Regions from separate parts of the Homo sapiens genome. Here regions 2, 3 and 4 are each linked to region 1. Evidence: read pairs that join two places in POLR2A ChIA-PET (ENCODE). Cell type or tissue: GM12878. All regions are shown on one strand. Region 1 overlaps MTA3 (metastasis associated 1 family member 3). Region 2 has its middle 7.7 kb from the start of COX7A2L. Region 3 overlaps HAAO (3-hydroxyanthranilate 3,4-dioxygenase). Region 4 overlaps MTA3 (metastasis associated 1 family member 3).

Region 1 (2,500 bases):
AGCATTAATTTCATAAAGTCAAAAATATTCATCTACTATCAACTAAATCCATGTACCATTCTCTATAATGCCATTCATTACCAACTGAAAAACAGACACAGTTTTTGCTCTTATCTCAGATAACCAGAAAAATCAAATTTACCCGAATGCATTCTAGTCACTATACTTTTACTATAATACTGCTATTAATATAATGGTGGAATAATACTTTTGTACAAAAAGAAATAAATTCCAAGGAAAGAGCTTCATGTGAAATAAAGGGAGAAAAAAACAAAACAACTATGATTGTGAATTACCTCCTTATCAAGATATGACAATACTGATTCTGTCTCATTCAGAAGGGCAACACTGCACTTTCCCCTGTTGAAAAAGAAAAAAAGAATAAATGTAACAAAGGCCACCTCACCTTCTCAGTGATGAGAAATACAAAGTTAAGAATGTGAGACTGGTATTAAGAAACTACATGGCAGTTAGGAATATATATTTTTTCAAACCATTTAGACCCACTTTACAATCCTAATGTCAGGTAACTTATAAAATAAGGCTGTCTTTATAGGCATTTCTTGAGAGGCTAGCCTGTTGGAGTAATTGTGTTAGGCAATAAATCCTAATATGCAATACTTTATAGGTAGTTTCTACTTATTCAAGAAAAAAAAAGAGTACAATGAGAACTTCAGACTAAGAGTCAGTTTCTGAACCTATAAATAGATATTATGAGGTAATTTTATAAAAGGGATGTTCAGACAAAGACACCACCACACAAACCAATGGCTAAATAATATTCAGATTTTTATGAGCAGCCACTAACTACATTTAAGAACCTAAAAATAATACACATTCATATCAGGATATAACTAATTCATCTATATTGAAATTACTCTAAAAACTAGTTAAAATTTAAACACAAGGAGCCTTCTATAGAGCAAGGGGCAAAATAAACATCGACAGATCCACGGACCTTGAGGTCTGACAGCACTTACATTTGATCTGAGCTTGGAAACTAACGTCTGTTTTTATAAGGCTTGTCTAGACTCTGAGAAAAACTGAGGTTATGTAGGTAGAGGCATTTATTACGAGCACTTTCAAAATGACCCTAACTAGCCTAAAAAAATCCGTATAACTAATAGAAATCTGACAGGAGCATTTTGAAGATTATTCAAGTTACAAATACTGGTCAGGGCTCACACAATGTTTCTTTAAAATGTCGTAAGATCATTTGATTTTCTAAACAAAAATTAAGACATCTCCAAAAGCCAACATGCAAAAACAAATATATCACATATATATTAAATAAGAAGCTAGAAATTCGTGGGGTATGGTAGCACATGCCTGTAATCCCAGCTACTCAGGGGGCTGAGGCAGGAGAATCGCTTGAACCCCAGAGGCAGAGGTTGCAGTGAGCCGAGATCGTGCCACTGCACTCCAGCCCGGGCGACAGAGCAAGACTCCGCCTCAAAAAAAAAAAAAAAGAAAGAAAGAAAGCAAGCTAGAAAAGCTTGCTGTTGGATCACCAGAGTGAAATACAATTCAAAGAAAAAAATTACCAAGAGCAAAATAAAATACTAAAAGTGCTAACACATTGGTCAAAACAGCTTGCTAAACATTTTGCAACTATATACTCTTTAAATTAAAAAAAAAAAAAACCCCTTATAAAAATGTCTTTTTCTGGTGATCACTGTAGGTTAGAAAGCTTTCTTTGAGAGCATGTGGTATTTCCACACTATCCTGTCAAATCTCTAACGTGGTTACTGGAAGTGTTTATAAAGGTTTTCTTTTTTTCTAACATATTTTATTCAAGTAGATTAGTGAAGCAAAAAAAAAAAAAAATTAACATCACTTTAGCACACATAACAACACTGAAAAGACAACAATTGTGCCCAGCTCACACCTGTAATCTCAGCACTTTGGGAGGCCGAGGTAGAAGAATCGCTTGAGCCCAGGAGTTTGAGACCAGGCTACACAGCAAGATCTCAACTCTACTGAAAATTAAAAAAAATAAAATAAGCAGGGCATAGTCCCAGCTACTCGCGGTTGGGGGACTGCTTGAGCCCAGGAGGTCTAGGGTGCACTGAGCTGTATTTGCACCACTGAACTCCAGCCTGGGCAAAAGAGCAAGACCCTGTCTCAAAAAAAAAAAAGAAAAGGTAACAATTATCTGACATGTTCTCATAACGGACAGAATTGCAACTAGGGAAATTGCTCTGCTGCCGTTAGCACATCGACAGCTGCCACAGAATATCTATGACCTGTGAATATGTGCTCACACATGCAATATGCTTAATAAATGAGGTTTCTAAAAATAGTTTTCACTTACTTTTTCCCCTCATTAACAGCTGACAAAGCAATATTTCTAACATTTGATACTCAATCACCTAGAAAAAAAAATCCCCCTTTTTAAAAAAATAAGTTCTCTAAAGTCAGATTTGCTTGTTTTAATGGGGAGGAGTAAAACCTGCTAAATTTTATTTTAATAGGTACTTTTTTTTAAGGCTAGTCAACT
Region 2 (2,500 bases), 270 kb after region 1:
TACCTTTTCAGCTGACTCTATCCATTTTCCCTGGGGACCATCCCCTTACGGGCACGACAGTGTCAAAACTGAGCAGCCTGCAGAGGCCCAGCCCCATAAGGGCATGGTAGCAAAGTTCCATTTGTGCCCATGATGGGTGCTGAACAGTTGCAGGCCTCCAGTGGCTGTCAACTCAGGTGACATGTGATGTCATCAAGGGAATTTAATGGAAATAGATTGGAAAGAAATTCCTTCCCACAATATTTGCAATCAATATAGGTTTGGTCTTTTTTGCTTTGTTTTTAATTCTGAGGTGCAAAATCCTCACCAAGAGTTATTCTTCTCGCATCATTTAACTTAGAATCCTACCGGGCTACTCACCCTGAAGCTTGCAGGATACATGGCACTTTTACAACCCACCGGAAATTAAGTGCTAGTTGATTGACAGCATTACAGCTCTCTTAGAAGAGTCTATACCACCCCTCCCCCAGCTCTCTAATTTGATCAGCTCCTAGAGTGTGCTTAGCTGGAGATGGACAGCCCCTGGCAGTCCCAGAGCCTGAAGAAAGTAGGCCTGGTAACCTGGTTTGGATTGCTGTGGTTAAGACCTTGTCCTGGACACTAAGTGCTGGCTGGGCAGGCTTTCAGAACAAAAGGCAAAGTGCCTCTTGTGGAGACTTGTAAGACCCTCCTGGGGAAAGCATGATTTGAAGGCCCATGGCACCCACTGAGTCTCCTAGGTCTTCTCTAGGACCAGCCCTGTCCTTGCTGGGGAAGTTTCCTTGGTGCCTTTTCGTGTTGGGGGTAAAGCCTGAAAAACACTGTGTACAGGCAGTCTCATTAGCCTACTGAAAAGCAATAATACTCCACTGTTTGTGGAAGAATCCTTTGCAATTAAAGCAAGCAGAGGAAAAATTATTAGGGAGCTAAGTTATTAGATCTGTTCCATGGAACACTTTTTTTTTTTTTTTTAAACCAAGCTCATTTTCCTGAGAAAAAATTTAATGCAATCTCTCCCTCTTTTAAAGCCACCTGATGCCACCATGTTCTGCCTGTAGCAGCAAGCAGATGCCCAAAACAGGAGGACATCACGGTGATAGGCCACAGAGAACATGGCTGGGGCGTGTGCCAGGCAGGACAATGCAGGGAAGCCAAAAACAGTGGGAGAAAACACAATAAAGTGAGACCCGCCCAGAATGGTAAACACAGCAGCAGAGCTACCACACACTTCCCTTCTGGGAGCGGTGGGGAAAGCAGCCAGGGAGGTCGGGAGATGGACGGAAACTGCTGGGGATGTGAGAAGCCTGGGGCACTAACTGGAGTTGTTATTGACTTGGTAAGTCTAAGAGCTACCATTTACTGGGTGCTTGCTATGTGCCAAGGTTGGGGTCTACTGGAGAAGAGGATTGATAAGATTTGGCAAAATCCTACTCCATCCAGTCTGCTCAGTTGCTGCAACTACTAGTAATAACAGTAACTGCTGCAGTTTAATGAGTGCTTACTGTGTCCTAGGCATTCATATGAATAAACTCAATCCTCACAAAGTAGATATCATTCCCATTTTATAGATAAACTGAGGCTCAGTGAAGTGAAGAATCTTGTGGCAGATACATAAGCCACTAATTAAATACTGCTGATAATTAGCATCACAAGAACTTTCAATTCACTGGGTTAACAAGGTCCTCATTGCACAATGGTGGAAAAAGGAAAGTGATTTTTATGATTAGGGAACAGTTGTTATGAGCTTTTTAAACAAACACACTGTTGATATTCAACTGTTACCTGTGTTATTCATATTACTAAATCATTTATTTTGACTAAATAAATGGAATTGCTTTAGAGAGACATTTAATGTAACCCATTCTTTAAATTCACAGAGATTTTTGTAATGCTCTCAATATTTCTTTTTAGTGGGTGTGGGAGAGCTGGGGACAGGAAGGAAGGTGGGGTGTTAAAAGGCAAACATAGAAAAGATTCTTCATAAAAAAAAGAAAACACATCTAGAAATGATTGCTCCATAAACAAAACATGAGTGCACACAGCAATTTCATGTTCTTGTTCCACCCACTCGGTTGTTCTTAATGATTCAAGAACAGAACTGCCTGGGCAGATTTACAGGCTCTGCATTCCTGACATCTGTGCCGAAACAAGGCTATGTGTGTTACAGAGTGCTTGCTTCTTCCCAGGGGGAGAAAACACAAACACCTTGATTTGATTTTTACCTTTGCCATGGTTTAAATTAAAATAGATGTGGTTATTCTCCAATATGCATCTGTGGGCTGTTAGGGTATAGGAGTGGTGCCAGGGAAGAGGACACGGTAGCCTTGCAGTTTGGGGGTGGAAGAGATGTGAGGATCATACAATGAAACGCCAGCAATCCTGTCTGCATTGGGCTCTCCCTGCTGTCAGAAAGCTGAGCTTCAGCATAAGTCTTTTGCTGGAAACCCCTGGGTTGTTTGGAATTGCTTTTCAGCAAATTTCTCCCCTGGCTCAGAGTGCCAATCGGTGGTCAGTGGAGGGC
Region 3 (2,500 bases), 140 kb before region 1:
CAGAAGCGATAAAACCACACTCTTCCTTAAAAACTCAAGAGTAAGAGTAACCTCAGTTACAATAACTATTTTAGTAAAAAAAAAAAAAAAAAAAGGATAACACAATATAAAAGTAAGCAGTTTAACAGCTGAGACCATTTATCTTTTTACATTCTTGGGGTTCCACAAGGAAAAACAGATTTCTCCCCCAAAAGGAGTCTAGTGCCTTCTTCATTTTCTTTAAGAAACCCCAGGCTACTATAAACTATTTTAGGTCCCTCATGCAGCAGAGGGTGCAGGAGAAAGGAGAGACAGCAGAAGTAAATGAAGAAAACAGAATTCAGTCAACTGAGAAGAAAAAAACTTTTGCTCAAAAAAAAAAGACAAGGTCCTAGGAGAAAAACAAAAACAAAAACATGAAAGTTAAATACACACACACACACACACCCCTTGGATGTTAGCTTTTAATTAAGCTGACTTTTAACCATTGAGCTCCTTTAAAAAAATCTTTTTAAATCTCATTACCGTATTTCAGCTGGAAAAAAATGCTGCTGTTTCAGAAGTACAGCCATTGCTCTTTCAGTTTTGCCTGGCTAGCAAAAGTGGCCTTGTTTATGTAAATCAAGCCCCTTAGCAGTCAAAATACAAAATCTTTCATCTTTCTTTTCTCCTTTTACTGGCCTTTTTTCTCCCCCCACCAGACAACCTTTTTTTTTTTTTTTTTTTTTTTCCATGACAGTCTTACTCTGTCACCCAGGCTGAAGTGTAGTGGTGCAATCTCGGCTCACTGCAACCTCTGCCTCCTGGGTTCAAGCAATTCTCCTGCCTCAGCCTCCTGAATAGCTGGAATTACAGGTGCGCGCCACTGCGCCCAGCTAATTTTTGTATTTTTAGTAGAGACGGGGTTTCACCACGTTGGTCAGGCTAGTCTGGAACTCCTGACTTCATGATCTGCCCACCTCGGCCTCCCAAAGTGCTGGGATTACAGGTGTGAGCCACTGTGCCCGGCCCTTTTCGTGTGTGTGTGTGTTGGTGGGGAGGGACGGGAAATTTAGCCACTCTAGAGGCCTTGTTTCCCATAATTTGGAACTTCTTTAGGATTTTATCAAGTCAGGTAGAGCTGATCAAACCCAATGGGAAAAAGAATGAAACAACAACAAAACAGAAACAAACAGCAACAACAACAACAAACAGTGAAGCAAAACAAACAATCGCGCAGCTTCTATGATCACTGAGCGCTCTAATGGGAAGGAGAAATTAAGAGCACCTGATTGTTAACTTTAGCCAAAACAAACCCCCAGTTCAGCTACTTACCTAGGGATGGGTCTCAGGCTCAAGACAACTCTCTACCATCCTAGAAGCAGGAAAAAAACCTCCTTTTCCCTATTGGATGCAAGCTCAAATTCCATAAAGGAGTTACCTGCCTTCCATTGTCATGGAAGCAGGAAAACTTGCCTTCCTTGTTGGAAACAAGTAAAACTCCAAAAAAAAGGGAGTTGTACAGCAAAATAAACTTTAGATCTCAACCAAATTTGGGGAGATCAGGGATTCTCTAGAGGGGGTGCTCCCACACCTCAGCAAATTGTCCTATTGGTTTGAGCCATAAAGTTAGCTCACGCGGGTACCAAGCACCCTTAGGAGATTTGTCTAAGGTCAGGGGCACCTCCACTCAGAATGCCTCTGTGGTTATCAAAATGTCAACTCCAAAAATTTGAGACAGGTCTCAGTTAATTTAGCAAGTTTATTTTGCCAAGGTTGAGGATGCACGCTCGTGACACAGCCTCAGGAGGTCCTGTTGACGTGTGCCCAAGAGAGTCAGAGCACAGCTTGGTTTTATACATTTTAGGGGGACAAGAGACATCAATTAACATATGTAAGATGAACATTGGTTCAGTCTGGAAAGGCAGGACAACTCAAAGCAAAAGCAGGATGACTCAAAGCAGGGAGGGGGCTTCTAGGTCATAGGTAGAAAAGAGACAAATGGTTGCATTCTTTTGAGTTTCCGATTAGTCTCTCCAGAGGAGGCAATCAGATATGCATTTATCTCAGTGAGCAGAGGGGCACTTTGAATACAATGGGGGGCAGGTAGCCGGGCGCAGTGGCACACGCTTGTAATCCCAGCACTTCGGGAGGCCGAGGCGGGTGGATCACGAGGTCAGGAGATCGAGAGAGACCATCCTGGCTAACATGGTGAAACCCCATTTCTACTAAAAATACAAAAAATTAGTCGGGCGTGGTGGCGGGCGCCTGTATTCCCAGCTACTTGGGAGGCTGGGGCAGGAGAATGGCATGAACCCAGGAGACAGAGCTTGCAGTGAGCCAAGATCGCGCCAGTGCGCTCCAGCCTGGGTGACAGAGTGAGACTCCGTCTCAAAAAAAAAAAAAAAAAAAAATAGGGGGTAGGTTTGCCCTAAGCAGTTCTCAGCTTGACATTTCCCTTAATTTAGTGATTTCGGGGCCCAAGATATTTTCCTTTCACAAGGTCTTCTGGGAGGGGTGAGATGTGGAAAGCGGGCCAGAG
Region 4 (2,500 bases), 66 kb after region 1:
CTTTGGGAGGCCGAGGCAGGCGGATCACAAGGTCAGGAGATCGAGACCATCCTGGCTAACACGGTGAAACCCCATCTCTACTAATAAATAATAAATAAATAAATAAATAAATAAATAGCCAGGCGTAGTGGCAGGCTCCTGTAGTCCCAGCTACTCGGGAGGCTGAGGCAGGAGAATGGTGTGAACCCAGGAGGCGGAGCTTGCAGTGAGCTGAGATTGCGCCACTGCACTCTAGCCTGGTCGACGGAGCGAGACTCCATCTCAAAAAAGAAAGAAAGAAAGAAAGAAAATGCTGGGGCAGTGGCTCACGCCTGTAATCTCAGCACTTTGGGAGGCCAAGGCGGGTGGATCACCTGAGGTCAGGAGTTTGAGACCAGCCTGGCCAACATGGTGAAACCCTGTCTCTACTAAAAATACAAAAATTAGCCAGGCATGGTGTTGGGCGCCTGTAATCCCAGCTATTCGGGAGGCTGAGGCAGAAGAATTGCTTGAACCCAGGAGACAGAGGTTGCAGTGACCGGAGATCATGCCATTGTACTCCAGCCTGGGCAACAGAGCAAGAATCCATAGCAACAACAACAAAAAATTAGCCAGGTATGGTGGTACATGCCTGTAGTCTCAGCTACTTGGAAAGCTGAGGCAGGAGGACTGCTTTGAGTCCAGGAGTTCAAGGTTACAGTGAGCTATCATCATACCAATGAACTCCAGCCTGGGTGACAGAGTGAGACCCTGTCTCCCTGTCTCTGGAATAAAATAAAAATAATGCAAATTCCCTGGGATATTCCCAAAACAAACCAAGGTCTCAAGGCTCTTCAAACTAAGAATGTCCTAGGTCAGGCTTGCCTTCTCAAGACAAAACTGAACAAGTTACCAGATGGCATTTTGAGGGAAAGGTATTAGCTAGACAGACTCAAAGATTTTAACACTATGAAGTCTCATAAACCACACAACCCTCAGAGAAGTCTGGAGGAAAACAAAGCATCATTAGAAAATCGGAGGAAAACAAAACATCATTAGAAAATCCATGGTCCATGCAGCTTGACTGCTTTCTGGTACCTCCATTATAAATCCTGGCCAGGCGCAGTGGCCCACACCTGTAATCCCAGCACTTTGGGAGGCTGGGGCGGGTGGATCACCTGAGGTCAGGAGTTCAAGGCCAGCCCAACCAACATGGTGAAACTCTGTCTCTAATAAACACACAAAAAACAGCCAGGCATGGTGGCGCATGCCTGTAATCCCAGCTACTTGGGAGGATGAGACAGTAGAATCGCTTGAACCTGGGAGGAAGAGGTTGCAGTGAGCCAAGATTGCGCCATTGCACTCCAGTCTGGGCAACAAGAGTGAAAACTTCATCTCAAAAAACAAAAAACAAAACAAAACAAAAGTTTCTTCTCCTGCAATCATAAGGCTTCTTTTGTCCTAATAAACGACCATCTCGGACAAATCTTAATGTGAAAATTTTAATTGGGCCAAAGGTACAAAGCTACTTTATATTTATTACACCAAAACCATAATTTTTTTTTTTAATTTCGAGACAGTCTGTGTTACCCAGGCTGGAGTGCAGTGATGCAATCACAGCTCACGGCAGCCTTGACCTCCTGGGCCCAAGCAATCTTCCTCAGCCTCCCAAGTAACTGGGACTACAGGCATGTGCCATCATGCCCGGCTATTTTTTTTTGGTAGAGGCAGGGTTTCCCTATGTTACCCAGGCTAGTCTGGAACTCCTGGACTCAAAGGATCCTGAGGCCTCAGCTTCCCAAAATGTTAGGATTACAGGTGTGAGCTACCACAGACAATTTAGCCTAGTCCAGAATTTTTTTTTTGAGACAGTCTCACTCTGTCACCCAGGCTGGAGGGCAGTGGCGCGATCTCGGCTCACTGCAAGCTCCACCCCCCAGGTTCACCCCATTCTCCTGCCCCAGCCTCCCAAGTAGCTGAGACTACAGGTGCACACCACCATGCCCGGCTAATTTTTTTTGTATTTTTAGTAGAGACGGGGTTTCACTATGTTAGCCAGGATGGTCTCGATCTCCTGACCCCGTGATCCGCCTGCCTTGGCCTCCCAAAGTGCTAGGATTACAGGCGTGAGCCACCGTGCCCAGCCAGCCTAGTCCAGAATTTTACAAATTCCCTTCAATTTTTTTTTTTTTTTGAGACGGAGTTTCACTCTTGTTGCCCAGGCTGGAGTGCAATGGCGTGATCTTGGCTCACTGCCACCTATGCCTCCCAGGTTCAAGCAATTCTCCTGCCTCAGCCTCCCAAGTGGCTGGGATTACAGGCATGCACCAACACACTCAGCTAATTTTGTATTTTTAGTAGAGATGGGGTTTCTCCATGTTGGTCAGGCTGGTCTCAAACTCCCAACCTCAGGTGATCCGCCCGCCTCGACCTCCCAAAGTGCTGGGATTACAGGCGTGAGCCACCGCACCCGCCCAGCCAATTCCTTTCAATATTATGTTCCCTAGCTTCCTCCTTCTAAACCTGGAAGAGGAAAATATTA

The links. Peaks named below come from ENCODE experiments on the same cell type or tissue, not always from the same donor. Only the 100,000 strongest peaks of a DNase experiment are listed, where the experiment ranks them.
Region 2: POLR2A ChIA-PET joins it to region 1 with 6 read pairs; 2 of 35 experiments call an interaction of 5 or more read pairs at or near these places.
Region 3: POLR2A ChIA-PET joins it to region 1 with 5 read pairs; 2 of 35 experiments call an interaction of 5 or more read pairs at or near these places.
Region 4: POLR2A ChIA-PET joins it to region 1 with 5 read pairs; 8 of 35 experiments call an interaction of 5 or more read pairs at or near these places.

What each region holds. Positions count from the first base shown.
Region 1 is chr2:42,638,033-42,640,532 of GRCh38, reverse strand. It overlaps MTA3 (metastasis associated 1 family member 3), which reads right to left. Exons shown (of 17, transcript NM_001330442.2): 5 at 297-360. Among named protein-coding and RNA genes, the nearest start is that of MTA3, 71 kb to the right of the region's middle. In GM12878, no CTCF peak of the experiment used is centred here; no DNase peak of the experiment used is centred here; H3K4me3 peaks cover 684 bases; H3K27ac peaks cover 918 bases.
Region 2 is chr2:42,367,683-42,370,182 of GRCh38, reverse strand. It overlaps a transcript of COX7A2L not described here. Among named protein-coding and RNA genes, the nearest start is that of COX7A2L, 7.7 kb to the right of the region's middle. RefSeq lists an enhancer at 1-252. In GM12878, no CTCF peak of the experiment used is centred here; no DNase peak of the experiment used is centred here.
Region 3 is chr2:42,773,456-42,775,955 of GRCh38, reverse strand. All of the region lies in intron 4 of HAAO (3-hydroxyanthranilate 3,4-dioxygenase), which reads left to right. Among named protein-coding and RNA genes, the nearest start is that of OXER1, 11 kb to the right of the region's middle. In GM12878, no CTCF peak of the experiment used is centred here; no DNase peak of the experiment used is centred here; H3K4me3 peaks cover 480 bases; H3K27ac peaks cover 937 bases.
Region 4 is chr2:42,571,600-42,574,099 of GRCh38, reverse strand. The region is part of intron 2 of MTA3 (metastasis associated 1 family member 3); the gene reads right to left. Among named protein-coding and RNA genes, the nearest start is that of MTA3, 4.2 kb to the right of the region's middle. RefSeq lists an enhancer at 1,890-2,416. In GM12878, no CTCF peak of the experiment used is centred here; no DNase peak of the experiment used is centred here.